3 separate regions of the Homo sapiens genome follow, and regions 1 and 3 are each linked to region 2. A link is a loop called in an ENCODE intact Hi-C map of the cell type or tissue named here. Cell type or tissue: MCF 10A. All regions are shown on one strand. Links, peaks and the distances in the headings refer to the core of each region. The heading gives the core; the rest is flanking DNA.

Region 1 (10,335 bases), core at 3,544-8,543, 630 kb after region 2:
TGTATTTTTAGTAGAGGTGGGTTTTCACCATGTTGGCCAGGCTGATCTCAAACTCCTGGCCTCATGTGACCCACCTACCTCGGCCTCCCAAAATGCTAGGATTACAGGTGTGAGCCAATGCACCGAACCTGCGTCTTTCTTTCCTTTTTTCTTTCTTTCTCTTTATTTCTTTCCTTCTTTCTTTTCTCTTTCTTTCTCTCTTTCTTTCTCTCTTCCCTTTTTTCCTTCCCTCCCTCCCCTCTCCCTTCCCCTTCCCCCTCCCTCTCTCCCTCCCTCCTTTCTTTTCCTTCCTTCCTTCTTTCCTTCCTTTCTTTCCTTCCTTCTTTCCTTCCTTTCTTTCCTTCCTTCCTTCTTTCCTTCCTTTCTTCCCCCTTCCCTCCCTCCCTCCTTCCCCCTCCTTCTCTTTCTTCCTTTCTTTCTTTTTCTTTCTTCTTTCTTTCTTCCTTCTCTCTCTCTCCTTTCTTTCCTTTCTTTCTTTCTTTCTTTCTTTCTTTCTTTCTTTCTTTCTTTCTTTCTTTCTTTCTTTCTTTCTTTCTTTCTTTTCTTTCTTTTCTTTCTTTTCTTTTCTTTCTTCACTTGGTCTACCTGCCTGACAGCCTTCCTTTCTTGGTTCTTTCTTTTTCTTTCCTTCTTTCTTTTTTCTTTCTTTTCTCTCTCTCCCTCTTCCTACACAACACACACACACACACACACACACACACACACACACACACACACACACACACACACACCCTAGCAACAATAAAAAGAAGAAACAGGCAAATAAGATATCCTCCATCTGTCCCAGGGAGCCAGCCTCTTGCCCTGTGTAATTTTCCTCTTTGCTGTCATCAGAAACCTCTTCCTCGGCCCCTGAAGATTCACACATCTCATCTGTTAACTTATAGGCAATGTCAATAAAGATATGTAATTTCTTAGAGAATCCTAGGCATTTGTACCTACCAATCAGCAGCTCCTCCATGAATTGAATGGAATGAGGCTTCAGTTTGATGGGAATCAGATATATTTTTAGTTTGTGGTGGGGGAAGGGGACTGAAGGGGGTAACCAGAGAAGAATGGAAAAAGCCCAACCCTATTTCATTAAATCTTCATGAATATGCAAAAGAGGAGTAATTGCCCTCTTCAAAAACTAATCATTCTGAATTTTACAAGCTGAATTATAAAACCTGACACACATATTTTTCTCTTTTATTATATTTGTAAGCACTACTCCTTCTGCAAAGAAAATCAAGTCCTATTTTTATCAGTTGCCTCCATCTCCCCTTTTTTTTGCTCCCGACCCTGTTTCTCCCTCCCTTTTGCTGAATGCTGCAGCATTGCCATGTGTATTAATTGCCCTGTGAAATGCACTTGAAGTCATTAGAATTTCCCATTCAAAACTGTTATCTTGTGCCATTATGCCTTTGCATTATATTTATTTAAATGTGCCTCTTCTGAGTTAGCTCATTTTTAACAGCTAGCCATGCCTGAAATATTGTTCCCATCCAAGCTGCTCTCGTATCATTTTTCTCTCTTCTATGGAAGAGATGTCTGCACTCTACCCTTCTGCCTTGACAGGCACAGCTTTGTGGGAAGGCAGACGTTGGTTGTGTGTAACAGGCTTCCTTGAGAAGGAATCCCAAGCTCGGGATATTTCTGCAATGAGGGAACCCCAGGGTCTGGATTAGATATATCCTTCCCAAGAGCAGGTTGCCTATTATCTGTCATATTTGATCTTCATTTATTCTAGAGCATTGACTGAAGAAATGGAGAAATCAAACCCAAGCTTCTAGTATGTTCTTTGCCTTTTGCTCTGAAGAATGCAACAGCGATGCCAATTATCACAGGTGTGACTTCCCAGGCACCATCCAATATCCACATGGTAATCTTACCTTGAGGAGAAGTAATGAATTAAATGGCCATGCAAATTCCCTCCCAGATGTGGGCTTCTTGGGGCTATAGGGAAATTCTGATATCACTTCTCTGACACTGAACTTTTTTTTTTCCCTACTAAGACTTTCCCTACTGTGAAAAGGAATAGCTGTTCCTATTTATCAAATGGACCTTTCTATTTTCACTTGTCTACTAGAGAATTGGCTTCCATTCCCATCTTCTCTCCAGTCAGAGGAGAAAACATACTTGATATGGTTTCACTGTGTCCCCACCCAAATCTCTTCTTGAATTGTAGCTCCCAAATTTCCCACATGTTGTGGGAGGGACCAAGTGGGAGATAATTGAATCGTGGGAGATAATTGAATTGTAGGGGCAGTTTTCCCAGTATTGTTCTTGTGGTAGTGAATAAGTCTGAGAAGATCTGATGGTTTTATAAGAGGTTTCCCCTTTCCCTTGGCTCTCATTCCCTCTCATCTTCTGCCATGTAAGACATGCCTTTCACCTTCCACCATGATTGTGAGGCCTCCCCAGTTATGTGGAACTGTTAGTCCATTAAGCCTCTTTTTTTTTTTTTTAAATAAATTACCCAGTCTCAGGTATGTTTTTACCAGCAGCATGAGAACAGACTGATACAATACTTTATTCAATAACTGAGCTTAGAAAGTATTATTCTTACATGTTTGTACCCCAGAAAGAATTCCACTGGGTAGCTTTTGCTGCTAAGCTCATGGGATCTCTATGTCACATCTGTGTAAAGCATGAAACCAATAACACAGCATCTCCCTAAGTGTGGTCTCACAGAGTTCTTATTTTACCCTTATTATAACATTTTACTTATGAGAAAATTGGAATAAAGAGACTTGACTAAAGTTTACTATCTAGTGAGTGGTGGAGAATGAATTTGAGCTCAGGTTCATTCTGGATTCTTTTTTCTTTCTATGACACCAAGCTGCCAACAGTAGAAATAAAATCAATGTGTAGACATAAATAGTTGGTAGAGAAAATCAAGAACAACATTATGATTGGGTTGGTCAGAAGTTTGACCTGGAGATTAGGAGGAGTGCTTTATGATATGAGGAGCAGGATAAATAAGTTTATCCTTCTGTAAAAAACAGAAAGTTGAGACCTCAGCACTCTTAGGATTCTTGCAAGGCTTCAATAAGGTAAGTTTAGGCAAAAGCTTTTGTGAGCTATGATGAAAGCTGCACGTGTGCAGAAATGTTAACCTTTTTGTTCACTGATGAATCCCAAGTACCTAGAATGTTGTCTGGGTAAATTCTTTTAAAAAGTCTTCAGTTGAATGAGTATGTGACATTATTATTATTGTCAGTACCCTTGGAGGTTCCCTTGATGTTATTATTAGTAAAGCATCAGACACCTGAGCTGGGAGTCTCAAAATCTAAGGGACTAGTCAGCCTACCAACATCACTGTCTGTGAACCAGCTCTGAACACCTCTTGCCTACGTGCAATAGAGAGACCTGGCAGACGAGGGGACTCTGTAATTACTCTAGGGTACTTAAGACTAATGAACAGGTAAGGCCAGCACAAATAAAGGTGTTAAGATATATGTTGGCCTTCCATTAACCCATTCGATCTCTCACATCAGTCAGTCTAATTAGACAGTGGAGACTTGTGCCAGTGGAGACTTATACTTCCTGAATTCTAAGAAGAAAAGGAAGTAACTGGGAATTGAGGAGTGCAGGGAATTGATTGAAATTCCCCTATGAAAAAGGCACCAGGCATCCTACGTGAACCTTTGCACATAGGCTCTGGGTTAGGGTTGGGCATCATAGTGGTTGTCTGCCTGCCCCATGGTGTTATAAGCAGGCTGGGGCATAGGAAAATGAGGTTGAGAATATACTGCATGTTGTAGTTGGTGTACCTCATAACCTCAATACTGACAGAAACTACCATACAGTCTAGTTCTGTCTCTTGGATTTCTTTTTTCTTGTTAGGGAATGATAAGAGAAAATACCTTGTGGAGGTTACATCTGGCTTGATTTCCTCCTAAGGACTCATCTGGCACAACTAGCAGCCTCTTGCTGAAAGGAGAAATATCCCTTCCTAACTTTCATGTGGAGGACCTCAGCACATCCACAGTAGAGAGCTCAGGAAAGATGCTGTGTTGGTCCTGAGAGGTTTGCACCCCCATCTGGCTTGAATCTCTGAAAACTTCCTGTCCAGCCCTATCCCTTAGGAAAATAGAGAGGGCTTTCTCTTATAAATATATTTTTTAAACAAGTAACATCCAGAAAAAGCAAACCCATCCTTCGCTTGCTATGTCAGCCCACAAGTCAAGACCTCCATCAACAATGCCTTCTTTCTAAAACAACCAAACCACAGAAGATTGCTTCTCTTTCAGAGGATGTCCTGTGATTGTGTAAGCGGCTAAAGGCTGCTGTACTTGAACGTCCAAGTACCAAGAGATGTAGCAGGGAGGGATGACAGGCAGCTTGGGCTAGGGTAGGAGTAGGTGAGGCAATACCTGAGAAATTCTGTGAGAAATTGGAGCCTCTGTAGAGAGGGTGTGGCTGAGGGAGTGGATGGGGTAGAACGCGTTTTTACTTTTCAAACACTTTTTAAAAAATTCTACTGTCAGATGACCCTATTCATTAATTCATTTTCTCCCTGAAGACTATTGAATATTTAAGCCAGGAACCTGAGATGTACCCAGCGATTTCATATCAGGTTATATCCGGCTTAATTTCCTCTTACAAGGACTCTTCTGACACAACCAGCAGCCTCTTCCGTATTCCTGGATGGCCCCATCGTTCACTGCCACAGGGACCCAGCAACCCCCTCCTCTCTGCAGCCAGTCCATATCAAGCCGACTTCTTTTCTTCCCACCGAGAAGATTTGTTATTCTCATGTACGGAGAGGGAATTTAGAGATGAATTTGCAGGTGGAAGAAACTCTCTCCTGACTCAAAAATACTTATGTAAAATTGGCTCCAAACACTAAGCCAATTTTTGTGCAAGGGCTGGGGTTTGAGCCTGGTGAAAAACCAGTCTCTTTTTTCTTTTTTTTCTTTTTTTTTTTGAGATGGAGTCTCTTTCTGTCGCCCAGACTGGAGTGCAGTGGCGCCATCTCGGCTCACTGCAAGCTCCGCCTCCCGGGTCCACGCCATTCTCCCGCCTCAGCCTCCCGAGTAGCTGGAACTACAGGCGCCCGCCACCACGCCCGGCTATTTTTTTATTATTATTTTTTTAGTAGAGACGGGGTTTCACTCAACACTTCCATGTCTTTTCCTAGAGTCAGTAAACAGTTGATCGCAAGTGGGAAGGTAAGGGCTGAGGGCCTGACTCCTAGCTCCTACTTCATGGCTCACTAGCTGAGTGATTTTGCTCAAGAAGCCTAAATTATGACTGATCATCTCGTCTTTAAAAAAGAGATAATGATGTTACAAAATTCACAGGGCCGATGTGAGAATTAAACGTGATAATATTTGTAAAAGTGTTTTATACAACACCATAAGCATAAGACATATTATTCGTGCTGGCTGGAGGCAGATGTCTTGACAGAAAATCTCTGGAGGTTGCTCCCAATATAAACATTCTATGATTCTTCCGGCCATTTAGTCAGAGTGGAGACAAATGGCTGCAGCTGCTACCCTTAGCAACCGGCCTTCTTCGCTGTAGGCTGCTGTTTGTCACAGTGACCACTAGGTGTCACCTCCTTTTAAAATCTCTCCCCCTTTCCCAAGCGAATCTAGATCCTTTCAGAAGCAAAAGGCATTGAAGACGGGGTTTAGTCAAGACTGGGGGAACTTGGAGTACTGTCTCCTCCACAGTGACAGAGGTCTTTTGCAAGGATCAAAAGGACTCTTGAATTTAAGAAACATGGATGCATTCAACACACCACCCTTTCTTGCTTGTTCTCAGCTCTCTCTCAGTACTAGTGAGATTAGACTGTTAATTCAAGTCTGTCCAGAAAAAAACTGTGGAACCATTTTGAGGGGTCTGGGAGAAGAAAACTCGCAGCTTTATCTGAACTCCTTGAGAAGAGAACAGTATGAGGAAAAGCACCTGCAAAGCCCCCTTTCTTTTTCCATAACTAGAAATGTGTCTAATCTCACTGCCAGGACCTGTTTATCAACAAGCTCCTACTCAGATTCCCTCACAACATGCCACTAGCCTGAGCTCAGAGCAAGCAATTTGGTTAAAAAGGCCATTGAGCTCTAAGGGTTTTCACTCCAAGTCAGACAGAAGGAGGCTTCAAGAGGTTCTAAAAAGAACTCTGGACTAAGAATGGGGATACTGAGGCTTTAGGCTTCAAGAGGTTCTAGAAAAAACACTGTGCTGGCGATGGGGATACTGAGGCATTGGTCCAGGCAGTCCACATGCTAGCCGCACCACCTCGGGTGAAATCACTCTTCCCCTCTGCATGTATTTCCTTCTCTGTAAAGGTAAAGATTTGAGTAAGAGGATAATTAAAATCTCCTTCAGAGGCTAAAATTCTATAAAATCACAGAGTTACGTGTGTGGGTAATGTGTCAGATACATAACATTGACATTCATCTGCTTGTTGCCTTGTCAGGACACTTGATGAGGATTCTTGCCAGTTTAAGAAACATGCATCCATTTACTTACTAAACCCCATTCTTTCCCAAGGAGTTCAGATAAAGCCATTAGTTTTCTCTTCCTGAAGCCTTCAGAATGGTTCAGTGGTTTTTCTGGAAAGATTACAACAGACAGTGATGAAAATCCACTCGTGTTCTTATTACTCAGAGGACAAGCCAAAAAGAGCGGTATGTTTAATTTATGCATGTTTCTTAAATTCAAAAGTCCTTTCATCCTTGCTAGTCTTTGCGTGTGCACTATAAACTCCTGAAGGCAGAGGCCACGTCTTCAGTCTATCCTCCTTCCTCTTCCCCCTCCATATAGACTCAATCCAGGGCTCTGTACTCTGCAGTTGTGCAGTAAATACAAATGACTCACTGACATCAATTACAGGGGAAGAAAAGACTTAGTCTAGATGAAAAGTTCTAGAGTATTCAGGTTTAGTATAATATATCAATAATAATGGCTAATCTTTATTTAACACTAATTGATAAGCAAAATAAGGACAGAGATTTGTCATCTGCATTGTTAATTGCTGTATCCAAGAGGCTATAACAGAATAATGCTTGGGACATCTAAGGCATTTGCTAAATATTTGTTAAATAAATAAATGAATGAATATTTACCATGGGTATGTTTTACACATTGCCTTGAGAGGCATTACTATTATTTTCATCCATATTAGGGGGGAAAGAACTGAAACTAAGAATATAAAAGTAACCTGCCAATTCTCATACCTACCGTGGGCAGCAGTGGGATTCATACCAGCTTGTCTGGTCCCCAAATCTACCTTATATATAAAGCTCAACACTATGAAAACAACTTATCATTTCCTTTGATAACATATCTGAGGTGAGAATATATACTTTTCTTTTGTGATGCATTAATAATTGTTTTCCCTCAAAAGAAGAGGATAGGAAAAGATGTTTTCCCAGGTCCCTAACTCCACAGAGTGAAGAGGGGAAACCTTCCATTTCTCTGGAAAGGAAGGTTCAGGAGGAGTCAATTTACAAATCTGGCACTAGGTGGCGAAAAGCAGATTAGCGTATGTGTCACTAAGGACCTGTACTAGGATTAAGCACGGATTAAGTGCTTTGTGTGTGTTGGTGAAAGGATGAATAGGGAAACCCTGGAGGCATTCATAAGAAAAAGAACTTTGGCTTATAAGAAGAGGATTGGAAATTGCCATGATGGAAGAACCCAGGCATGATTCATTTTCTTTCTATAATTCATGTGCTTGTTCTGTAGATATCTGTTGAACACCTATTTATGTCATTATTTTTCTCAGTGCTGGGGATACAGGAGTGAACAAGACAAACATCCCTGCCCATATTATGGAGCTTATGCACTCCTGGCACACCATGGATCCTAAGCAAACTCATATTTCTCCCTTAGTCCTGCTAACCAGGGTTCAGAGAACCTACTGAAGGCTTTGCAGAGATCTTCCCAAACCTGAAAATGAAAATCATAAGAGTTGAGTTATTTTTTCTTAATTATTTCCGATATATTAAACTTCCATAAACACATACACCCTTATTTCATCGCACCTCTTTCCCCATAACTCCCAAAAGTTATGTACATCCTGATTTTATTCTACATCTTTTTTCTAGTCTTCCCAAGGCTGGGGGAAATGGACCCTGTGAAGCACAAGAATGCATAAACTAAATCAGATATTGTAAGATTATTTTATCAATGTTAACTGGCATGAGGAGAGTAATCCTGTACTCGCTGCCAATACTCTTCAAGAAACTGTAAACCTGGTACTGAAAGAGACCTTAGAGATGGTGGATTTTAACTCTTCTATTTTACAAACGGGTCTACTGAAGCCTGGAGAGGGAACATGACTACCTTATGAAGGTCACAGAGACAGTTTGAGTAATAGGCCTGTATCTCAGGTCTCATGTTACCTAATCCAGAATGACACAATTGCAAGGCTCCCAGTGGAGACACAAAGACAGGAAGAAACTTCAGGGGGAGAAAGCAATGTGGAAGTCCTCAAGCATGCTGGATATTAACTGTATGATTTGCCACAGCTTAAATTGATTCTTCCATTAAAATAGGCATTGAGTATGCCCATGACATCTGTTCCCAGGGCTCTCCACTTTTACCCAGCAGGACAATAAGACTTCAAATATGTCAGTAGGTATCCACTGTCCTCATCATCACATGCCTAGGCCGTTAGCACCACCTCCGGGAGTGTCTCAAAGCTTCCCACCTCTCTCTCCGTACTTGGACGAAGTTAATTTTCCAAGCCCACCAGTTAGCCATTCTCCTTCTTCACACCCATGAAGATACTATGTTGTCTCTCAAATCAAATACAGCCTTCAGAGTCTGACATCAAAGGGCTGGCTCAGAGTAAGCATCCATGGTCAAATACCTTCCTGTCAGGTACCAGACACAGGCTTCATGTCAGCAAGTTGCCTTTAATTTGCCCCCAAGCCCTATGAGTTCAGTGTGAGCTGTGAGTGCTCTTTGCCAAGTATATCCAGCTCTTCTCCTTCTGAACGAATACAAGATTGTACTTCCCTGAATCCCTTGAAGTAAAGCACGAATGATTAGAGAAGACCAAGCGCGTGGTTCACAAAGCATCCTACCCCTTTGACAAGGATAGGCTTGAAACAGGAGAGGAAAAGTAACCTTTTAGAAGCCACAGAGATGTAGGGGATTGTTCCTGCAGTATATTCTATTCCAGCCTATCCTGACTAATTCAGCTGTTCTTATTAACCCCATTTTACAAAGCAGGACACTGAGGCTCACAAAGGTCTTATAAGTTGCTCCATTTATGCATCTGGCAATTAACAGAATGAAGTTTTAACTTTGAGCCCTGGCATGCCTGATTTCACAGCTTGTGATCTATGGACCACAAAGAGGTGTCTACCCATCTAGGCTGGGGCTCACAATTGGTCCCTCTGCCTTTAATCTCTTATGCTTCCAATATTGTATATTCAAATATTTATTGTTGTCTTTTCTAAGTACCACTTTGATCATGTTTTTCACAGAGAAACTTCCAAGGCTTTCTTTTGCCTATATAATTAAAGGAAGAAAGTAATAGGAAGCCTGATACAAGATCCTTCCTTTCAAAAACATCTGCTTGCTGCTCCCCTGACTGCCTGGACTCTGACATCACCTGTGAGGTTGTACCAATCAGGATGAGCTGAAAGAAGGGACGGGACAGTGCTGTAGATTTCCTTGCCTCTGGCTCCAGGGATCCTGTGGATGAAACAGATCTTTGGGAGTTATTTTATTTTCTATGCCGATACTCACTCTTCAGAATATATCAAGAGAAGCCATCTCCACCTCATTGTAGGGTAGATCAACTCTGGAATTTTCTCAGACTCCTTCATTGCCCTAAGAATTGTTCTCTTTTCTATTTCTCATGAGACTAGAGATGACCCAGCTCTCACATGCAAAGAAGTGCCAAAAAGACAGATCAAATATACTTGGAAAGATTCCACCATGCAACCATATGCCCTAGGTTAGGTTCTGATTTCCCAAGGCACCTGCCTGCTCCCTCGAACTATTTCTCGGCATTGATATTTACAGAAAAATAATAAACATAATCCACATTGGCGCACATATTGATCCCCAGATTTCACTGACATTTACGGATAAATGATGGATTGCCTTTTTTGTGAGGCTAGCTGAGCTGGCCTACGTGGCCTGTACATAATTTACTTTTGATTAAAGGAGTGCTTCAACATCGAGATTCTGTTTGGGAGCATGAGGCAGGATCGATGCATTTATGACACAAACTTTCAAACAATGTACTCTGAGCGAGAAGTCTCTGCACTCAATTCATCTCAGATTTAGTTGGTGGGAGGGAAGGGAGAAGAAAGAGGAAAGGCCTGGCATTTCTAAGAGTTTGTCATGGGGTAACGTTCAAGAGTCTGAAAATAAAGTGGC
Region 2 (10,335 bases), core at 2,825-7,824:
CCTCTTAGGTGGGGCTCTTCTAAATGGGCTGGGATAATTCAGACATTAATGATTTCTGGAAGAAAACCAGATGGGGGATGGCTTCCAGATTTTCCCTCTTATTATTTCCCATGATGAGTCCAAGAGTCGTCCACTTCCCTGATCTGGAGCCAGTACCCTCTCTGCCTCTCAAGGGCCCTCCATACCCATTGATGTCTGTTCCTCTTCTTCTTTGGTTACCCAGTAAAGGTTAGGATCGTTCAAAAGCATCTTCTACTCAGAGACTAAGGGCAAAAGAAACCAGACAAGAAATCATCAAAGTGAATAGATTTAAGGATCACAGGCACTTCATTTAGTTTCAGCGTTCGATGAACGGATTGACTGGTCTTTTCCTCCCTGTGATGGTTAATTTTATGTATCAACTTGGCTAGACTACAGTGCCCAGTTTTTTGATCAAATACCAGTCTAGATGTTTCTACGAAGGTATTTTTTAGATGTGATTAATATTTACAATCTGTAGACTTTGAGTAAAGCAGTTCACCCTCTAAAATGTGAGTGGGCCTCATCAACAGTTGAAGACCTTAAGGGAAAAAGACTGAAGTTTCCCGAAGAAGAAATTCTCCCTCTAGACTGCTTTTGTACTCAAGGCTGCATCATCAACTTTTGCAGGAATTTTTAGCCAGCCTGACCTGCAGATTTCAGACTTGCTAGCTCCCATGATTGCATGAGCCAATTCTTTAAAATCTCCACCCCCTTACACACACACACACACACACACACACACACACACACACACACACACACACACCCTATTGGTTTACTGGTTTTGTTTCTCTGGAAAACCCTGACTAATACACTTACCTAAAACCAGCTCAGTGTGGAGGTGCCCAGACTCCTCCTGAGGGGAGATAGGTGAATCCCCCTCTCAGGTCTGGTGAGTGCTCCAGCCCGTTTCCTACTCCACTTCCTTGACTTCTTGCTGGGAATAGTCCTTCTGGGGTCCTTCTGTGCCCTCTGCCTCCAGCCTCTTTGCTCCCCTCTGTTGCTGTTATCCTCTGCCTGTGGGCTGGCCCTGCCCTCTGGCTCTCAGGGTGAAGAACTACCTTTCCTAGTAGGCCCCAAATCCTTTTCAGACCCTTGATCTGGGCATGCTTTCAGGAGGCCATCAACAGACTCTTGTAGCCAACTGAGCCCTGTCTGTGGCCTTAGCACATGGAAATTAGGCTTGATCCACTTCTGTCTGCCACTTCCCATTTACCTATAGCATGTTCACTGGCAGGTTCATAGCTGGTTCTGCCATTGGGTGAAACCTTGATTCATCTTCTATTTTCCTATGTTAGCATCCATGACTAGTCTCCTAAGGACTTAACTCTCAGGCACCAACTTTCATCTCCAAAACTTCTATTAATTCAACTTCTTCCCACAGTCAGATGGAGATGCTCATCAATTCCTGCCTGTAGGTCCTCCTGGGCTGCCTGTAAAAGAAGGATGTATGGTGGCTGGGTGCAGTGGCTGAAGCCTGTAATCCCAGCACTTTGGGAGACCGAGGCGGGCGGATCATGAGGTCAGGAGATCGGGACCATCCTGGCTAACATGGTGAAACCCCGTCTCTACTAAAAATACAAAAAAATACAAAAAATTAGCCGGGCGTGCTGGCGGGTGCCTGTAGTCCCAGCTACTCAGGAGGCTGAGGCAGGAGAATGGCGTGAACCCAGGAGGTGGAGCTTGCAGTGAGCCGAGATCACGCCACAGCACTCCAGCCTGGGTGACACAGCAAGACTCCATCTCAAAAAAAAAAAAAAAAAAAAGAAGGATGTATGGTTCATTCTCTCTCCTGCTCATTTACCTATTGTAATACTTAGTCCATTACATACATTACCTTATTTAACCCATATAAAAACCTTATTGGATGCATATTATTATCCTCATTTTATTGATTTGAAAATTGATGCACAGAGAGGTTATATAACTTGCCCCAGACCATACAGCTTGAGGATGGAATTCAACCCGAGGCAATCGGAATCCAAAGCTTATGCTCTTAGCAGGGGATACATGAAACCTAGCAATTAGAAAGGAGTAGGGGTGAGGAATCAAGATAAATGAGACAGAGACATAAAGCAAAGCCAGGAATAAGATGAATGCAATTACATGCAGTAGAAATTTCTGTGCATGTGCTTTGGTGGGCTGCTCATTTGGCTGCTGACAGGTGGAAGCCTCCTCTGTCTTTCAGCTCACTTGCTGAGCTGAGATGTTTGGCAGCTCGTGGTGTTGATATGATCAAGCGCAGACAATCAGCAGCACCCATCTCCCTAAATTCTCTTGAGTGTCTTATCATGCAGGTTTTACCCTCAAATTGAGGAAAATAGGTCTCTGAGAATTCTACTGACACAGTTTGGCAAAATTATTTTGCATTTGTGGTAAAAATGAGATAGAAATACCCCTAATAAAAGGGATGAATCTTTTTCTTATAGAATAATGATTTGGTATTGGCATTAGAGTGTAAACCCAGGGAAAGCTGCAACTTCAGGACTTAGCTTTTCCCTCCCTTTGTGTTCCTAATAGTACCTAGTCTAGTGTCATGCTCATAGCAAGTGAGGAAGAGATATCAATTGCATTGAACAAACATGACTATTGGTGAATGAGGAAGAGTGTCTCCATAGGATCTTCTTGTTACAAGAGGAAGGATCCATTTCTGGGGTGGACTTCCAAGTATTCAATGGTTCTAGAGCTAATGAAAGGTAGTGTGGAAAGTGCAGTGGAAAAAGCCTGTGCAATGTGAAGTCTGGAATCAGACCTCTGTGGCTCTACCACTTTGTAACTGTGCAGTCTTAAGTAAGTCCCTTAACCTCTCTGAATCTCAGACTAAAAAATGGAAAACTCTTATCATGTGAGCATGAGAAGCCTACAAGGGAGGATGTTCCAGAGCCTGGCATTTGGTAGGTGGTTCCCAAGTTCCATTCATTCCATCATCTGTTTATTCAGAACATACTCAAGGGGCATCTGCTGTGGGCCAGGGTCTGTGCTCTGTTCTGGGAATACGACAGTGAACAAGACAGACCACCTGGTAGCTTCCATCCTCTTCCTTTGCTTCCTTGCCAGAGGATGGTAGTTTCTGCAGCAGGTATTTAATAATAGGGATACCCTAAGTCCAAGTTGTTGAGGGGACAGATGGCGGTGGGGTGAGGGGAGCAGCAAGAAGATTGGAGAAAACTCAGGGAAGTAAGGATCCTGTACTGAGAAACGTCCTCCTCTGTCCAAATTTCCCTGTATCCCAGCCTCTTGTGAAGCCAGGAGCCCAGTCAGGCAGTGACAGAGGCAAGACTCATCTAACTGCTCTGTCCCACATTGGAGCTCACCAGGGCCATATTGTTGCTTTTACTGAGAAAAGACACATTTTTCACTGCTAGACACTCGAGTGCCTCCAGGGTTCTAGGTTTGCATTTCAGAGAGAAGAGGAGGATGGTTTAAAGTTAGTAAAAAGCTCTGGTGCACTCCCCAGGCCCAAGGGTGCACTCCCCAGGCCTGAGGCCCACTGTGTTGTTGAAAATGACACACTAATTACATGCAGACCTCAGCACTGCACTCTTCTCCTCTCCTCCTGACTCCTCATGGTGTTATGTTTGCATTTTTCTCACCCTCAGGACCAGCTTTTGCATCTCTCCATTCCATCTGGGAAGGGTGTGTGTGTGTACATGTGTGCGGTGTGGATGGGGGACCCACAAACACTGTGAACTCAGAGGCTGCTAAGTCGGGACTAACAATCTTCCCAATTATGATCTCTTTGAAGCTGTAAGCACACACTATGTTTACCAACATGCACTTGTTTACATGTTTTGTTTTACAAGTCCCAGGCCCCATTCTCCCTTGTGTGTTGGCTGTCCATGTTAGACTGGAGGCACTCTGAAGGCAGGGCCTGCACCTCATCCTTCAGGAGGCTCTACTCTTAGTGCCTGGTATAAGGTTGAAGACCCAGAACTCTCCTGGTCCCATTATCATGGAAATAGTGAGCAGCAGTTTGCTTGCATGCTCAGTTGAGATGTCAGATGGATACTTGAGTTATTCTCATCTATTTCTCTTACCAGAGAGAAGAAGTGTCACCCACACATGTTGGAACACCAGAACGTAAAATAGATGAAAGTACAGAGGAGGGGAGGAGGCATGACCTCCTAGGGTTAAGGGACCCCTAAGGATTAGGAGTCCTAAGATCAATTCCCTACCTCTCAGGCTTACTGTGGAATTGTGATGTTTCTGCTGCCTCTGGACTTTGTCTGCCCAGCTACTGTTCTCCCCTAGGCAGGGCCCGCCTTCTTGTCTTACCTGCACTGGATCTAAAAGCACACACTATCTGGCATCTTTCCCTTTATTTACCTTTAATCCTTTAACTGAAAATGACCAAAAAAAAGCAACCATAAAACCCCTTCTCAAGGCATGGTGAAACATTCCTTTTTAAGCAAGCCTATGCTTTTCACTACACTAAAAGGTTGATGAGGACAAGGATCATGTCTTTCTCACTTATTATGTTATCCCCCAGCACTTACCACAGTGCCAGGCCGTGCTTAATACGTTTTGTACAAGCACAAGAATGCACTTTGTATACATGAATGTACAAACACATGAAGAACATGTATTAAGCATGGAGGCAGAGGAGGATCTCATTCTTCTGAGACCTCCCTTCTCTCCTGGGAAGGGGTCCTAACTCATGGAGTACACTAGCTGCCTCCAGTTGGAGGAAAGCTGTATTCTGAGGTCTTGGGGCTAGGGGGCAGTGTTCACCTGCTGGTATAAGCCACGGTATCTCGTGTGTGTGTGTGTGTGTGTGTGTGTGTGTGTGTGTGTGTGTGTGTGTGTGTGTGTGTGTTATGTTGATGATGATGACTGGTACATTAATAAGCTCTGGCTCCAGAGAGAATTCTAAAACTCCCTCAAAACAACTTAGCTCATATTTCCATGAGTACCATTCTTAAATATGCCCTTAAAATGTTATTCTGCATATATGCTGCTGAACAATCGGGTTTATTTAAAGATTTAAGGTTTTTTTAATTCAGTAAACTTTATTTATATATAACAACAGTACAAATTGTGTCCTCAGCTTGCAAAATAGGAGTGTTTCATATTTACAATAGGTACACAATAATATATTAGAATAACAAAAAACCCCACTTTATTGGAACATTTTAAATACTTAATTTTCTTACAGTTTTTATTCCACAACACCTGTAAAAACAACAAAACCAGACAACCATCATTGTATTTTCTTAAAAATATATATAATACAGATTCCAGTGTGTCAAGAGGAGTGGGTTTGAGCAGGAAAAGTTGTGGGGAAAGGCAGGTGGGCTCCGGCCCCTAGTCTCATGGGATAGAGAGCTTGTCCCTTCTGCCCTTACACACGCAAGAATATCTGTTCTGTTTGGGGGGAGTATTTCCATTCTGCCTGCCACCTTCCATGCCAAGATGAAGGCCAAATAAGTCAAAGTGAGGACTTTGAAATGCAGAAGATGTTTCCTACCTTCCTTGAGGCCAGGGTAGGAGGGAGCAGGCTGCACTGCAGCAGAAAGAAGACAGCTCAGGCTGAAGGGAGAGCTTCTCTGCTGTGAGAAGAATGAGATGTGGGTGTCCACGAGAGGCTGAGGAATCTCCAGTTTGCTTATTGGGTGGAGGCCCTGTATGCCAAGCAGTGGCTGTGATCGTGTCTCAGGACTTTCCCTAGCACTAGTTAGAAAATACCAAGAGTGAAACTTTATCCCTCATTCATGGGGATCACTGAGCTCCAGATACTAAAACGTCACACTTCAGGGAAACTAGGGAAGAGAGACTGAGTTATGGAAAGGATGCTACCATTTTTCTCAAAGCATGTTCCTGAGACAAGGCGTCGGAAGGCCCTGAAGTTCATCTCCCAAGTTCCCCGTCGATCTGCTCCCACAGCCCTGTGTCTGTGAAGCCACTTTGCATTTTCTCACCCACTGAGCCTCCTGAGTCTCAATTCTTTTCTCTCTGTGCCCAGGCCCCAGGAGTCTCATGCAAGACACAGCGTGGCTGGGAAAAAAAGACGGCCTCTCCTGGAGCAGCTGCTGGATCAGTATTTACCAGGAGCAGGTTAATGGGGGCAGGCGTGGCAACCGGGATGCACCTGGAGATTTATCAGCCAGAAGCTTTCAAATGCTCCCTATTTGTTCTGCCCAGGCCATTCTTCGTCCAGCACTCATCCATTGCTTCTGTTTCACGCTCAGCAGGGCCAGGGGTCTTGACTGCTATTTCCTGTCCTCATTTGGTGGAACTGAAGGAAGGTCAGAAGCTCAAGCAGCAGGTGAAGTGCAGCCAGAAGAGATGGTGGCAGTAGAAACAAGAGCAGCTCTCATCGCTGGGGGAATGGCCCCAGAATAAGGTAAGGCAGCTGGGTTGGTCTGCTTTCTTCCTTTGCTGGACCACTTTTCCTACAAAACTGGTACCCTGTGCCACTAGGGGAGGAGAACTGTTGCCTGCTAAGTTGGTGGCAGGAACCAGCTTCCTGAAGGATATAAATTCGCTGGAAGAAAGACCTTGGTTTTGTTCCGTGCTGTTTTCCCATCTCTAGAGCAGTGGCTGGCAGACAGTGGCTACTCAAGAAGGTTCCCAGATGAATGAATGCAGGAAACAGTTCCCTCCTCCAATGAGATTAACAGCTGATCCATGCTTTTAATGACTGAACTCTGTAAAGAGGGGAACCCTCTGCCAATGGGGGATCAAAATGGTTTTGAGAGCCCTGCTGTGGAGAGAGGTAGGACAGCAAGCACAGAAGCACCTGACCCCATGCAGAGGACGGGAGGCAGCAGCAGGGGCCAGCTGGAGGGAGTGCTCTCCATTGCCCATTAGCATCCTCTGTCTTGCCAAGCACCCTTCTGGGGTCCTCTTCCTTTTCCAGAGCATTGTCTCTTGTGCAGATCAATGAAACGAAGCGAAGCTGGATAGACTTTGGAGAGAGACTTCCCTCTCTGCCTCCCCCAAGATGAATGGCTTCTTGTGGAGAGGAGCTGTGGCTTTAACACTTCATCCTTACCCAAGGTCAAAATATCCTCAAATTGGATAACAGGGAGAAGAGAGGCCAACCAACTCCCTCTTTTTCTCATCCAAAGGGTGTGGACTTCATTGGTTCTTGGTGGCCCAAAGCGAAGAGGTGTGGAGGAGGAACAGGTGGGCAGCTGGAAAGGGGGCAGGGCCTTATAACCTTTCACCCTCATGGCGTGGCTTGAGTCCAGCTTTTTCCCTTTTCTTAATTCCTTCCTTAAGGATGCCCCAGGCTACTTCCTTTGTCAGCCCAAGTTCCCCAAGTCTCTCATGGAATCCTGAGAAATGTGGCCAAACCACTCACAGCCAGCTCCGGCTCTTCACTCTCCACCCTCCAATTGGCCATTGCCCCATCATTCTCCACGCTCTCCACAAACCTTCAAGGAAACGCCCCAGGGGCAGTGAATCGTCTCCAAAAGTAACTGCTGGGAGATGCCAGGTAGATGCATTGAGTTAAGGGCTGGTAGAGATGCTACTGAGATGTCCGACTGCCTTTAACTTCTTGGTGGAGCAAAGCCTGGATGCCAGTCTGAGCAGCCATGCGGCCAGAAAATCTTCACCCAAACAGAGCTCAGAAGTTAGATGGGGTGGGCTGAACTTTTTTACAGGTAGCATAAGGTCTCCTGGTCACACTCTTCTTACCTATATCTCCTTTCCTTTTATCTCCATAAATTATGGGCTCTGCGCTGATAAGCTTTGAGTGCTATGAAGAGCAAACACTTTGGCTTAGTGCGGAAGGCCAGTCATTAGTATTTCCTTCAGGCTACTAATAGGGCCTGAGAAACTTTAAAGAAGTGGATTTTCAAAAGAAAGTGGCCTTGGCATGGCTGGTTGTGAATTATAATGAAAACAGCAAGTTTCCTGAGTATTTTGCTGAATGCTTTTCTCTTCCCATTTGTCAGCCGCATTCAGGCAAGAAACTAGAGCTGGGGAGACCGGGCAACGTCTGCTGTGTGGTTAGACAGCGATCCAAAGCTACACGCCAAGGATGGAAGCCAGACCTCTGCGCTCCCCTCCCCCAGCCCTCTCCTGGGAATCACATGTGGTCAGCAGGGCCTTTGGAAATTGGAACCACTTGGAGGTAAAGCAGGGCACGGAGAAGCTGGAGCCCAGAGTTAATAACAGAGAAAATGACCCTGGTCTAGTCTCTCTTGGAGGAGCTGGTCTAGCTTCCCAGCATCATAGCCTAGGATTCCTGACCCTTTGAAAAGTGAGGAAGGGCAGCTTGTTCCTCTTTGTCTTCCCCAGTCCCACACCTTTGCTTCCACTTGTCCTCCTACCCCCTGACTCCAGTGCTGCTTGCAGAACAGTTGGAGCTGGCTGCTCGGATCCAAGGTAATGTGGGAGGCCTGGACACTCTGATGGCTATCCTGGCCACCAAGGTCCTGACACTCACAGAGCGCCTTTCCTCTCGATGACTCCCACTGGCTTCTATGGGGCCTTTGGACCTGGGCATGGAGCTTTGGTCTCTTTGTTTGGAATCTACACTCAGGAGAATTGGTTATCCATAGTTTTAGGCATCATCAGAAGAGACAGAGAAGGAAAGTCCAGTGAGAAGTCATCCACTTGTCCTTCACACTCACAAGTCCGTGAGAGGCAGAAAGAGAGGCAGAAGGTAGTAACGTGGGCATGCCACAGTCATTTCTACTGAGGAAGTGCTGTAGGCCCAGATGGTCAGGAGCTTCCGTATATGAGCGAAGGGTGGTCTCCCCTCTCCAGGCACGAGAGAATGAAAGAAAGAAAGCATAATAATAAATACTGCAGCTTCTGTAACCTATGCTCTTCAAGTATTGCTTGCTGTAAACAGTGTTTGATTTTTGTTTTCTTTTTAATTGCCAGGGACCACTGGATGATTGGAGTGAACTCCAAAGTCAAACACCTATGTCTCCAAATCAACTTTCAAATGGAACCTCGTGGAGGCCTGGCCCACACACCTCCAGGCCGTTTCCCCAGGGTGCCTGGTTTATGACAGGGATTGATATGAGGCAGGGCTGCCAGGTGTCTGGTCTGGGAGAGGCCCACCTCACCCCACTTCTCATAGTAACTTTAGGGAAATTGAAAGGAAACATATCAAAGACCAGCTCCTCATTTGTTGAGGTTTAGGATTAAATAAAACAAAACAAAAAACAGTAGCAAAAAGCATTGGTACTATCTAGGTACACATCTCCTCTCAAAAGATGAGAATATACAGGTGTGTGGTAGATAAAGCTCAGTTTCCAGTCAGCCAGGGTGAGCTCTTGATGGCTTTGCAATTTGTGCAAAGTTCTGGAAGTTCCATACTCCTCTGGCTGCCGGGATAATTCCAGGTTTTACTGGCCTCTGTTTTTGCGAAGTGTTTGGTGCATACTTGTGCTCATCATTCTTCTTCTCCTCTTTCTCTTTTTTTTTTTTTTTTTAATTTCAAGGAAAAGGAGACAGTCATTTTCTCTCCAATGTCTCTCAGCATCTCTGCTTTCTCTGGCATTTGGAAATAGGCATTATATAAAGAAGGAGGAATGGGAGAAAAGATGGAAGGGAGACAGAAATCAGAATTAAACAAAAGTTGGACGGGATTAACAGGGCGGCTTTTTGTTTTATTTCTGTTTTTTTCCCTTTTTCTTAAAAAAATTAAATAAAGTTCTCATTATTTCCCCAATATACATCAAATGAGTTTTCATGCAAAGCAGCAGTCACAGAGGCAGAACTGTCCCCAGCTCGTGCCTCTCGGCTTGAAGAACCACCTTCTCCCGGCCCCGGGTTCTCTGGTGTTCTCACTGAGGATGGACGACGCCCACTGTCTCTCCCAGCTGGAACTGGCTATGACGAAACTTGGCTGGCGTAGGGAGAGGAGTCCTCCCCTCTCCCCAGGATGGGGTCTCAGGGGACAGCAAGCTCTGGGGCCTGATCCCCATCACTTGTCCTTCCATCTGAGACTCCCAGTGTGACAGCTTGGACAGGTCCCTCTTCCCAGGAATGCGAGGCTCCTCCTCTCAGCTCTCAATGGACATGGCATTAATGAGCTGCTCCACCTTATAAGCCAGCCGCTGCCGCCGTGCCTGCTCATCCTGCTCTAGGGCCCCGATGAGCTGAGGAGCAAAAACAAAGGCAGGAAGACTTCAGGACTCAGAATAGAAGACACCATTTTCTGGAGTCGTTCCCTCTTTGCCCTCTGTCTACCTTTCCATTCTGCCTTCATGCACATAACCTTAAATAATTTAAATGATTAACTGAATGAATACATGCACACACACCTATATATATGTATGTATGTATGGTGTTTCAAACATTCTCTGGCATAGGAAGTGCTATGCAAGTGTTAATTATTGCTACTAC
Region 3 (10,335 bases), core at 3,257-8,256, 1.2 Mb after region 2:
CTGGGGTCAGAGAGAGACCTATGTCTTCAGCATAGAGAGAGAGAGATGCAGAGAGATTCAGTCTTTAACATTCCTTCCAGGGACCTTGGTGCCTTTGGGCATGTGAACAACAAAGCAGAAAGATTGCAAGGATATGCTGGGGCAGTGAGGACCCCTGAGTGCCCCCTTCGTCTTTCCAGGGTCTCAGAAAGACTCAGAACCATGTGATCTTCAAGCTTGCAAGAAGGATGAGGAAGGGGTGATGGATGCACAGGAACCTGAGAGTCCAAACAAGGAAAATGAAGAGTAACCCTATGAGCCTGGATGGTGGAGGCTACAGCAAAACCACAAATACTTCAGAGAATGCAGCTCCTAAAGGATTGGGATGACCAAACACCTTGTGGTGGGGCAGTTTGAAAGGGGCTCCCTCAAAGACCAAACATTCATGTTACATCCCAAAGGATCAAGACAGGTGGACCCTGGGAAATGGGCAGCTCCTGTCCAGATGACACCATGGTGGGGGACCATTGCAAAACCACCTCCTCTCCAGCTAAAACTCTGTGCTGAGGAGGTGGGGAGGGAACAAACTGAAAGGGAGAATTTTTTCAAATCTATAGTGTAACTGAATCCTAACCCCATTTTCCTGAGAAGATACTACATAGGAGTAAATTTACTCAAAAGTGACTAGATTAAGTTTCTGCGTCAGGTGGAATGAGGGCTTAGGTTCAGATAATTGGCTTTTAAGAAGATGAAGAAACTTATTTTTGTTCACTTGAACCTGTATTAGCGAAAATTCATATCCAACAAATAGGTTACATTCCATGGAGATACTTATATTACACATTGTTAAGAAACAATGTACATAAGGATTTCCCAGCAGAATCATCTGAGTTCCCATTACTAGTGCTAAGCCCAGCGCTTCTCTGTGCCCAAAAGGAAAGAGTTGTTCAAATAAACTCTTCCACTCTGAGCTAGGATTGCTATAGGAGATAAAAGTTCCAGGCTCAGTGTGGCTAGCTACAAGGCACCATCTCATTAGGATTCTTTCTTTAATTAATTATGCAAACAGGTTATTGATTATTAATTAGAACATTTAGTGATGTTATTAAGAACCCGGAAGATAAATCTTTTTGACTTGTATTTAACTGGTAGATTGTATAAGCAATAAAGAGTACATGAGCAATAGCTGCATAATTACATTTTATGAATAGCAGAAACCTGTAAGGGATGTGGAGAGATTTAATTGACATTTAACAAGATAACTACAGCAAATTAATTAGGAATTATCTGCTAAAATATGAATTAACTTCTAATAATATTTTAACCAGCTACTCAGTGATGCTAGTGTCTTCTTATTGTTGCTAAAATACCTAAATAAAATATCCTGCTAGTTAATACGATAGTGCTAATTTGTCTCCCAAATAATCAATCAAGTTTTATTGAGATTTATTGTGTAGCCAGGACATATTAGAGTATAAAAAGAGGTATGGCATGTGGTTTCCCCTGTCGTGAGACTCACAGTGGGGAGTTCTGGGGAAGAACCCAGCACAAGTGACTGTTAGGAGCAACCTAACTTTAATGTGTTTGCAAAACCTGACTCACTTTGTCTCTTGAAGCCTCAGTTTTCTCATCTATAGAATGGGAAATGTGTCTCTCTAACTCAAGGTTTGTGGTAAAAATGCCTCAGTGCCTGCTACATGAGAATTGCTCAATAAATATTGGCTTAGTTCTAACTTACTATATGATCCTGAGAAGAAAACAGAATCAACAAATGCAATCCACACACAGACAAAAAGAAGGATTCCTGGATTGTTTCATGAAACAGAGTTTGCACACCTAGACACTGGAATAACCTAATGCCCATAAAAGAGGTAATGGTTAAATAAGTGGTTATTCATACTACAGAGCCGTCCACATCAGATAACCAGTGTGAGGCTCCTCCAAGTAGGCTAACATGGATAGATGTTCAACAAGTTTACAAAATGTAAATATATGATGCCATTGATATTTTTAATTGGCACGTACAACATAAATTCTACAGATACTTAATGAGCATATATAAATATATATGAAAATGTAAAAAAAAAAAAAGCCATACCTGGAAGTATACTCCTCAAGCACTGAGCCATGCTACCTGGGCAAGGGGGAAGGAGGAAGATTGGAGGAACTGATAAAGGGGACTTTAGTCTTCTCTATAAGTTTATTTTTAAAGAACATTATATCACTTGTGTAATTAAAATTTAAATTACAAAGAAGAAATGGGATCAGAATGCAGATAAAGTGGGAGTGGTTTGGAGGGCTATGCGGGGTGGTAGATGCCAGCGGGGAAAGGGGAAAGTAGAGAACACGCACAGAGTCCTCCAGCTTTCATTACACACCTGCTGAATGCACGTGCAAAGGGGGATGGTGGAACATCACGGAGCTGGAGGGCAGGCAGGGGCCTGCTGGCTGAAGCTGGAAAATAGCATAATGGTTGAATAGACTGAAAAGGAGCACAATACGGAATCCAGGCTGAGAAGCTTGTACCTGGGGAGCAGGCAGTGGGAAGTATCTGTGGGGTCTGGAGCAAGGGAAGGTTGAGGCACAAGGAGTATTTTAAAAGATTGATTTGACAAAAGATAGGTGAGAAACAGGGAGCCTCCCGAAGGCTGTTGAAGGCACCTGGACATGCAGCTTGAAACACCTGAGCTGTGGGGATGCAGAGAGAAGAGTAAACCTGAAAGACAGCTGAGAGCAAACCATGGCAGGAACTGATGAAGGGGAGGGGTGTGGTCAAGATCAGCTCAAACCGTCTAGCCCAGGAGCCCCGAGGAACAGGGAGTGGTACCTCAGAATGTAGCGTTCTAGGCCATAGTTGGACATCTGGGTGGAAATGTCCAGTTGTTGAGTTGCATGCAGAGGAAGGTCTTCTAGTTTCCTTCTGAGAGGGATTAGCTGAAGCCACGAGAGTGTACAAACTCCCCAGCAATGTGAGTGATGTCAATGTGGAGAGGGAAAGACAGAGTCAAGAACTGAAGGAGGAGAACCCACTTGCTCAGAAGTTCAGCACTGGCATTTGAGTCTCCTCCATCAGATGCTATTTACTAGGTGCAGGTGCCACTGAAAGAATTTTATTTATTTATTTATTTACTTATTTATTTTGAGACAAGCTCTTGCTCTGTCACCCAGGCTGGAATGCAGTGGCACAATCTTGGCTCACTGCAAACTCCGGCTCCCAGGTTTAAGTGATTCTCCTGCCTCACCCTCCCGAGTAGCTGGGATTTCAGGCGCGCGCCACTGCATCTGGCTAATTTTTGTATTTTTAGTAGAGACAGTTTTGCCATGTTAGCCAGGCTGGTCTTGAACTCCTGACCTCAAGCGATCTGCCTGCCTCGGCCTCCCAAAGTGCTGGGATTACAGGCGTGAGCCACTGTGCCCGGCCTAAAAGAATTTTATATCTACACCAGGGAGGCCTCTTTCTTTCTTAAGAAATAATTTTTAAAACTAAGGGAGGCCCACAAAGCTATGTGCATTATATTGTAAGAATGCTTTTCCCTGGCAGTCTGCATTCCACTGCACTTTCCTGTTTGAATAAGCCGAGAGCTGTGACACAGAAATGACTGCTGTTTGCACTGGCTGGGCTCTCCAGGAAGGCTTCTCTCCTTTCCTTTGGAAGCGGTTACTGACTAAATGATGATTCTTTGCAGTGGTCATGAGCCTTGCAGTGATCCTCTTGCCTCAGCCTCCCAAAGCGCTGGGATTACAGGCATGAGTCACCATGCCTGGCCCTTTTTTAATCCATTTTGACCTCATGCATCCCTTCCAAGAAGAAAAAAGAGGAGAGTTATGCCTATTTTTTCCCCTCTAGGTTTTTTCATTTGTGAAAAAAGTAGAGTAAGTTATTTTGCCAAGATTGCTTGGTAACTGATTGAAAGAAATAACAAATACCTGAGGAAAGTAACAGACACTTACTAATTGCCAAGCACTGTGCAAAGAATTGTATCTGCATCATCTCATTTATGATTATCCCCTTTATAAAGAGGTCACTGAAGCTTCCTAGGACAAACAGGAGGGAGCAGAGCCAGCACTAAAGCCCAGGTGGTCTGACAACAGAGTCCCTCCTGCTTAACCACGCACTACATATAATAAGGAGGCAGCTTTCATTCTTTTATAATTTAGATTTTTTTGGTTGACCTTTTGTACTAGTCTGTGTTCTTCAGAGAAATAGACCAATAGGATATGTATGTGCATGTGTGTAAAATACGTATTATATATATATTATATGTAATATACATTATAATTCTATATATTATGATATACAGCTAATTGTTATTTTATATATATTATATATTCATATGTATAATATATTATATATTCATATATATTACATATTCATATGTATAATATATATTATATATTCATATGTATAATATATATTATATGTTATATATTCATATGTATAATACATATTATATATTGTATATTCATATGTATAGTATATATTACATATAAATAAAATAAGAAATTAGCTCATGCAACTATGGAGGCTAAGTCCCAAGATCTGGAGTGGCAAGCTGCCCCAGGAGAGCCCATGTTGTAAGTTCCAATCCAAATGCCAGCAGCCTCAAGACCCAGGAATAGCCAATGTTTTAGTCTGAATCCAACATCAGGAAACAAATGATGTCCCAGCTCAAAGGCAGTCAGGCAGGCAGGGGGAATTCTCTCTTACTCTAGGCAGGGTCAGCCTTTTTGTTCTATTCAAGCCTTCAACAGATCAGATGGGGCTAGCACACATTAGCAAGGACAATCTGCTTCCCTCAGTCTACCGATTCAAATGTTAATCTCTTTCAGAAACACCTTTACAGACACACTCATAATAATATGTGACCAGGTGTCTAGGCACCCCACAGTCCAGTCAAGTGGACAGATGAAATTAACCATCATATCCATATTGTTCCCTAGAGCTACTTTGATGGATAGGGGCTATGAATTTGTTTGTTCGGATTTTTTTTTTTTTTGGTCTCTTCTCTCTGAATTCCTCTTCTTAGAAAGAAAAGTCACCATGAGCAGACAGAGAAGAAACTCATGCCACCTTCATTTGGCGACCAGTTCCCAGAAGTCGTCTGGCAGAGACCATGTGATCTTCTTTCAGGGCTGTGCCAGGGAGACCCCTCTACTGGATGGGAGCCTAGGCTACAGGGTCAAGAATTGTCCAACTCTGAGAGTCTGTGTACCTTGATAAATTTGCTCTTTCTGTGTCCTTTTCTTCTTATTTTATGTGAAGGAAGCTTCAGAGCTCAGTGATGGTGAGGCATTTGTTTTGGCTATTCAACTTCTTCCCCAAACTGGAAGGGTATTTTTTAAGGGTGTAGTAAAGTGCAGTCTAAGAATACAGCCTTTGTCATTAGTCAGAACCGAAGCTAAATTTCAGCTCTGCCAACTGCTAGGTATGTGAGTGAGTTCCTTAATCTCTGTAATACTCACAGGATTGTTGCAGATCGAAGTGTTAATGTATAAGAAGCAAGCACTTATGATGGTGCCTGCCAGGTGGTTAGCATCAAATAAGTCTTCACTGGTACTGTTATAACAGAAGGCAGGCTCATTTCACCTGTATCAGTCACTGCCTACAGCCAATAATCAGGCCAAGAGGTCCTTTGTTGCCACCTAGTGGCCATTAATTGCACTACACCACATAGCTAAACCTAACTAAATGCAAATACAAATGCAACTTAGGTGTCTAAATGAAAGAAAAGGCAGGGTAAGATTACGTACGAGTGAAACTACCACCTTCACCCTAGGAAGCTTGATTTTTAGCCTTCTGCTGCTTGGTGACAGGAGCTGCCTCCTCAAGAAAGCACTGATGCATGCACAACGAGATGAAGAACATTTTTTGTTATAAATTGGAAAGTTTATTTTATTATTTTTTTAGAATCTATTTACAAGATTAGTAAAATGTATGGAAAGGTGGGTAGAGAGATAAGCATGTGTTCGGATTAAATAGACCACAGGCCAATGCAGCATGGAAGAAAAGACTTCAGTGACGGATTGTCTGGAGCCCACACAGGGGTTTTCAATAAAATCCAGGCCAAAGTGCCTTGGGCACACTGTGTTGAAGGTTTTAGCAAACTCGAGCAGAGAGCAAGCTTCCAACTCACCTCACTTCCTTCCTCCCTTGCTCCCAAGCTCCACAGAGACATCGTTTAGGGAGAAAATAGTTAGGTAGTCTCCTTCCATTTCTCCAAATGTCAAAGTGAAGTCCAACAGAAAGCAATTAACAGATGTCTGCCCAGCAGAGAGTGTGGGAGTACCAGTCAGCAATGAGCACAAGGCATATCTTAGCATATCACAGGGTGGCCCCATTTACTCCCCATTAACCAGCTAAAAATAGCCTCTCTACTTCCTCAGCTTTCTGTCTTTATTAGAATCAGTCCCAACAGTTTAGCTCTTTCCCCCTGAAAGCTTCCTTAAACAAGTGGCAAGTGAGAGAACTAAATGTGGACTCCGCTCAGGTGCAAATTTCCCCAGGGAATTTCTAGCCCCTCCCTGCAGGTAACCCACCACCAACTATTCCTAAAATCTTACCCCAGGCCCCACTCAGCCAGCCCCCATACCAGAGGCAGGATAATAACCAAACTGTCCCTGGAGAGGGACCAGAGTTGGTTGTCGGGGAGAGATTATATGTGGTTAGATAGCAAGATCTTATTTGTGACATTAAATGAGCAAACCATAAAGCATCTAAAATGATTAATTTCTCACTGGCGCTGTCAGTGAGCTGTCATCAACTGACAGTTATGTCATAAGTGTCATTTTTAATGTCACAAGTCTATTCCCCATCAATGTCATTAAACAATTATGTTTGGTTTATAAAAAGAAAGGGGGAGGGAGGGGGGATGCGTGGAAAGCCATATGTAATGCTTAAGCAATTATATACTTTGCTGTTCCTGGATGGCAGTCCCCGCCAACAATTAAATCTTACTTGATTTGTTCATTTAGGAGGCAAATTATCAATTATTTGGAGGCGTCAGCCTGGGTAATTTTTTCCTCTCCACTGGCAGCAGCCACGGTGCCCTGCCAGGATTGATATCAACAGGATGGAGACAGAGCTTTGATAATGAGCCCTCTCAGAGCCTGAGACTGCAGCTCTGCTCTCTCTTTTTTTGTGCTAGGACTGTTGTGTTTTCTTTGTCAGTGTTTGGCATATGGGTGAGACGGCTAATTTTGCGAGCTGTTTAAATGGAGATAGATCTTCTAATAAGTATGCTTCCTCCTCCTTCCTTTTAAACATTTTGGTAAATATAACCTGTTAGGCAGCTCCTCACTTCTTCTCTTCTACCTTGGTTTTTCTTCATGCTAGTTATGCCGGGGCCACATTGCTCAACTCCCACTCCTGCCCCAGGTATCTGCTACGCATCTGTTTCAATGGATATGTTCACCAGAACAGCAATACCAATGACCCTTTCTGATTACTCTGTAGCATCAATGGAGAAACAGATGTATGTGGTGGGGAGGAGTCTAGCCTGGGTGAAGATTTAAGACCAGACTTTGTGAGAATGAAAAAGTGAAAGGCAGGAGGACACTCTTGCATTCTACAAAGGGATCCCTTTCTGCACTAGGGTTTCTGGGGTCAGGCCTAGAAAGAGTAGGTTTCTTTCTAAAGCGTTAAGGAGCAGGCCAGGGAGGGCCTGAAACATTTATTAAAAAAGAGACCCTTATATAGAATGCCGTCTGGGCAATTGTCATTTACACCTTGAGTCCTCATATAGATCTGACCCTTTCCTGGTGGATTCCAGAAACCGGTACATAACTGTACTTGGTTCAGTTTTATGACTTTGGCTTCTTGTTGGCATCTGGGGTGGACATCTGTTGTTTTTGCCTGCCAGCATCTTTGCTCTTCTGTAAAGAAGACTCCTGATTTTCCTGGCGGAATCATTTCTTGCTTACTCTCAGACCATGTACTTTGGGTGTGGTTGGCCCCACTCCAGGCTTCAGGGGTGAACAACTGGCTAAGGCATGATCCATAAAGACATCCTATTCCCCTGGCCACAGTAATTAGTTCAGAGAAGGAACATGGCTCAAATTGATCCAATGGGAGCCCACCTGGAACTTTTCCTGGTACTAGTGAGATGGAGTTTGAGTCTGGAAATGCTGGGGGCTCTCTTGCCACTACAAGCAAAAGTGTGTCTGAAACTGAAGCTAATACAGAGAAGAGCAAAGATGTGTCATTCCAGGTGGCATTGGAACACCAGGTGGCATTGGAGCCTCCAGTGTGCCTGCAGTCAGTGTAATCCTGGGCTTTTTAATGAGATCAACCAATAAACTTCCTTTTCACTTAAGCTTGGTCAAGATAGGTTTCTACCCCTTGTAATCAGGAAAATCCTGACTAATTCAGATTTTCCTTCATTCTCAGTTCTCCGGTTCTTCCTTCTTGCATTTATGGCCAGTTTGTCTGCGAATGTCTGTCTCTATTATTACTCATATAATGGCTTCCATTTTGTTTTATTGTTGTAGCTTCATTTTGGTTGGATAGATTGTCCAAACTCTCTCCCCACCTCCATCTATTGACCTAATGGTGGTGGAGGGTTCTGGATGGGGAATTACCAGCCTGCTAGCTTTTTGAAATCGTATCCTGGCGTTTAGAAGCTTTTTGCACTGGCTGGCTGGATTGAAACCAACTCTTTGAATTTAACACTGAATGTGGCTAAGACACATGTAAATATTACTCAAGAGTCCCTTACAATCTTAGCAATAATTAAATGAAGAAAGATGAAAGGGAGGAAAGAAGGAAGAAGAGGAATGGCAGAGTAGGGCACAGACCCCCATCTCTTGCCCCCATATCCCATGTAAACACAGTGTCGTGATGTCACACTGCCATTTCCTGAGGCCACAAATGCGTAAGACCTTTTAAGCCACTGGGCTATGCACAGTGTGGGAACCTGGCCAATGCTTCCATCTTAAGCATTATCCAGCTTGCAGTGGCCATGCCTCAAGTTCTCACTCTTATTTTTTCAAATATTCTTTCCCTGCTTAGCCCCATCCATTGAATAACAGTTTCTCTCCATCCCCAACTTCTCCAATTCTCTGGCTATGTCACATCACATCACCTCCTTCCTACCATTGTCCCATACTCTCTGCCTCAAGCTCCAGGGAGTCTCCAGTCCTTAGGGACATTATTTATAAAACCACTCATTTACACTTAACATACAGAGGCTTACTGGTATCCACTTTAAGGTGAAGTGGAAAGATAGCCACTTAGAAATGAAGAGGGTGGTTTATTGCACCTGGCATAGCATTTGGATGTGGTCTACTCACTGCCAAAGAGAAACCTGGCAAAAAGTGGAAAATTGAATCCTGTTTTGTTCACACACCACTCATGCCAAAGATGTTCCGCTGAATTGACAGGCTTTCCGACTCAATCGATTGGCTCTTTTTGTCATCTGGTAGACTCAGAAACAGTTCTCCCTTGAGCTCTTTAGTTTGCAAAAGATAAATACACACTGACTTGAAAGAACAATGGAGTAGAATAAACATGTGTGTCCTCTAGCTGCATTTTGCAAGCAGAATAGGAGAAAGAAAAGAAGAGAGAAAAAAATGGGTAGGGTGGCAGAAAGAGCTGGGGGCTGGAGGGGGAGATGGAGAGAAAGAGAGAGAGAGAATGACACCTGATGGCAAATCTGCCTAGACCGCCCCAGCTGTGCTATGCTGGAAGTGTAGGTTTGCCCTACCCCAGCAGCTGTAGCTAGGGCCCAGGTGTTTCTGGAACATTGACGTGATTCTGTGGTTGATATCAGAACTAATGCCAGGGGAAAAAAAATCTAAATTACATTTAAAAGGAATCCACCTTTTTATCTTTTAACCTTAGGCCTTCCCCAGCCATGCAGAAAAATCAATCTTGGCTAATCCACTGACCAAGAAAAAGGGAAAAGAACAGAAGAAAACGTTGCTTTAAACAGCTACTTGATGTTTAAAGAGTTATCAGAGGGAAGGTGATCCGAGAGCTCACCAGCAGAAACAAAGGCTCAAAGGGCTGAATCGAGCGGCTTCTTATCCATATCCTCTGGCTGCTCAATAGCTGGGGAGTCAAGGATAGACTTACCTCACATCTTACCTTATAGATCTTTGTTGTTGTGGTGGATTTGTTTTTTTTGTTTTTTCAGCAATATCTTCATATATGTACTCTTTTTTTTTATTGTACTTTAAGTTCTAAGGTACATGTGCACAATGTGCAGGTTTGTTACCTATGTATACATGTGCCATGTTGGTGTGCTGCACCCATTAACTCGTCATTTACATTAGGTATATCTCCTAAGGCTATCCCTCCCCCCTCCCCCCACCCCACGACAGGCCCTGGTGTGTGATGTTCCCCACCCTGTGTCCAAG

What was found. A loop is a pair of places that touch in the nucleus more often than their neighbours do. Peaks named below come from ENCODE experiments on the same cell type or tissue, not always from the same donor. Only the 100,000 strongest peaks of a DNase experiment are listed, where the experiment ranks them.
Region 1: a loop joins it to region 2, with 7 times the contacts of the local background. A loop is called at or near these places in 3 of 110 quality-filtered maps.
Region 3: a loop joins it to region 2, with 2.9 times the contacts of the local background. A loop is called at or near these places in 4 of 110 quality-filtered maps.

The regions. Positions count from the first base shown.
Region 1 is chr1:208,646,959-208,657,293 of GRCh38, forward strand. No RefSeq gene overlaps it. Among named protein-coding and RNA genes, the nearest start is that of LINC02769, 14 kb to the left of the region's middle. RefSeq lists a silencer at 5,401-5,587. In MCF 10A, for the core only: CTCF peaks have their summits at 5,530 (motif pointing right) and 7,435 (motif pointing right); DNase peaks (open chromatin) are centred at 5,543 and 7,453.
Region 2 is chr1:208,017,251-208,027,585 of GRCh38, forward strand. It overlaps PLXNA2 (plexin A2), which reads right to left. Exons shown (of 32, transcript NM_025179.4): 32 at 4,992-10,088. The coding sequence ends at 9,993. Among named protein-coding and RNA genes, the nearest start is that of LINC02767, 63 kb to the left of the region's middle. In MCF 10A, for the core only: a CTCF peak has its summit at 4,720; a DNase peak (open chromatin) is centred at 4,761.
Region 3 is chr1:209,243,234-209,253,568 of GRCh38, forward strand. All of the region lies in intron 2 of LOC105372896 (a long non-coding RNA gene), which reads right to left. Among named protein-coding and RNA genes, the nearest start is that of LINC01696, 77 kb to the right of the region's middle. In MCF 10A, for the core only: a CTCF peak has its summit at 5,628 (motif pointing left); a DNase peak (open chromatin) is centred at 5,618.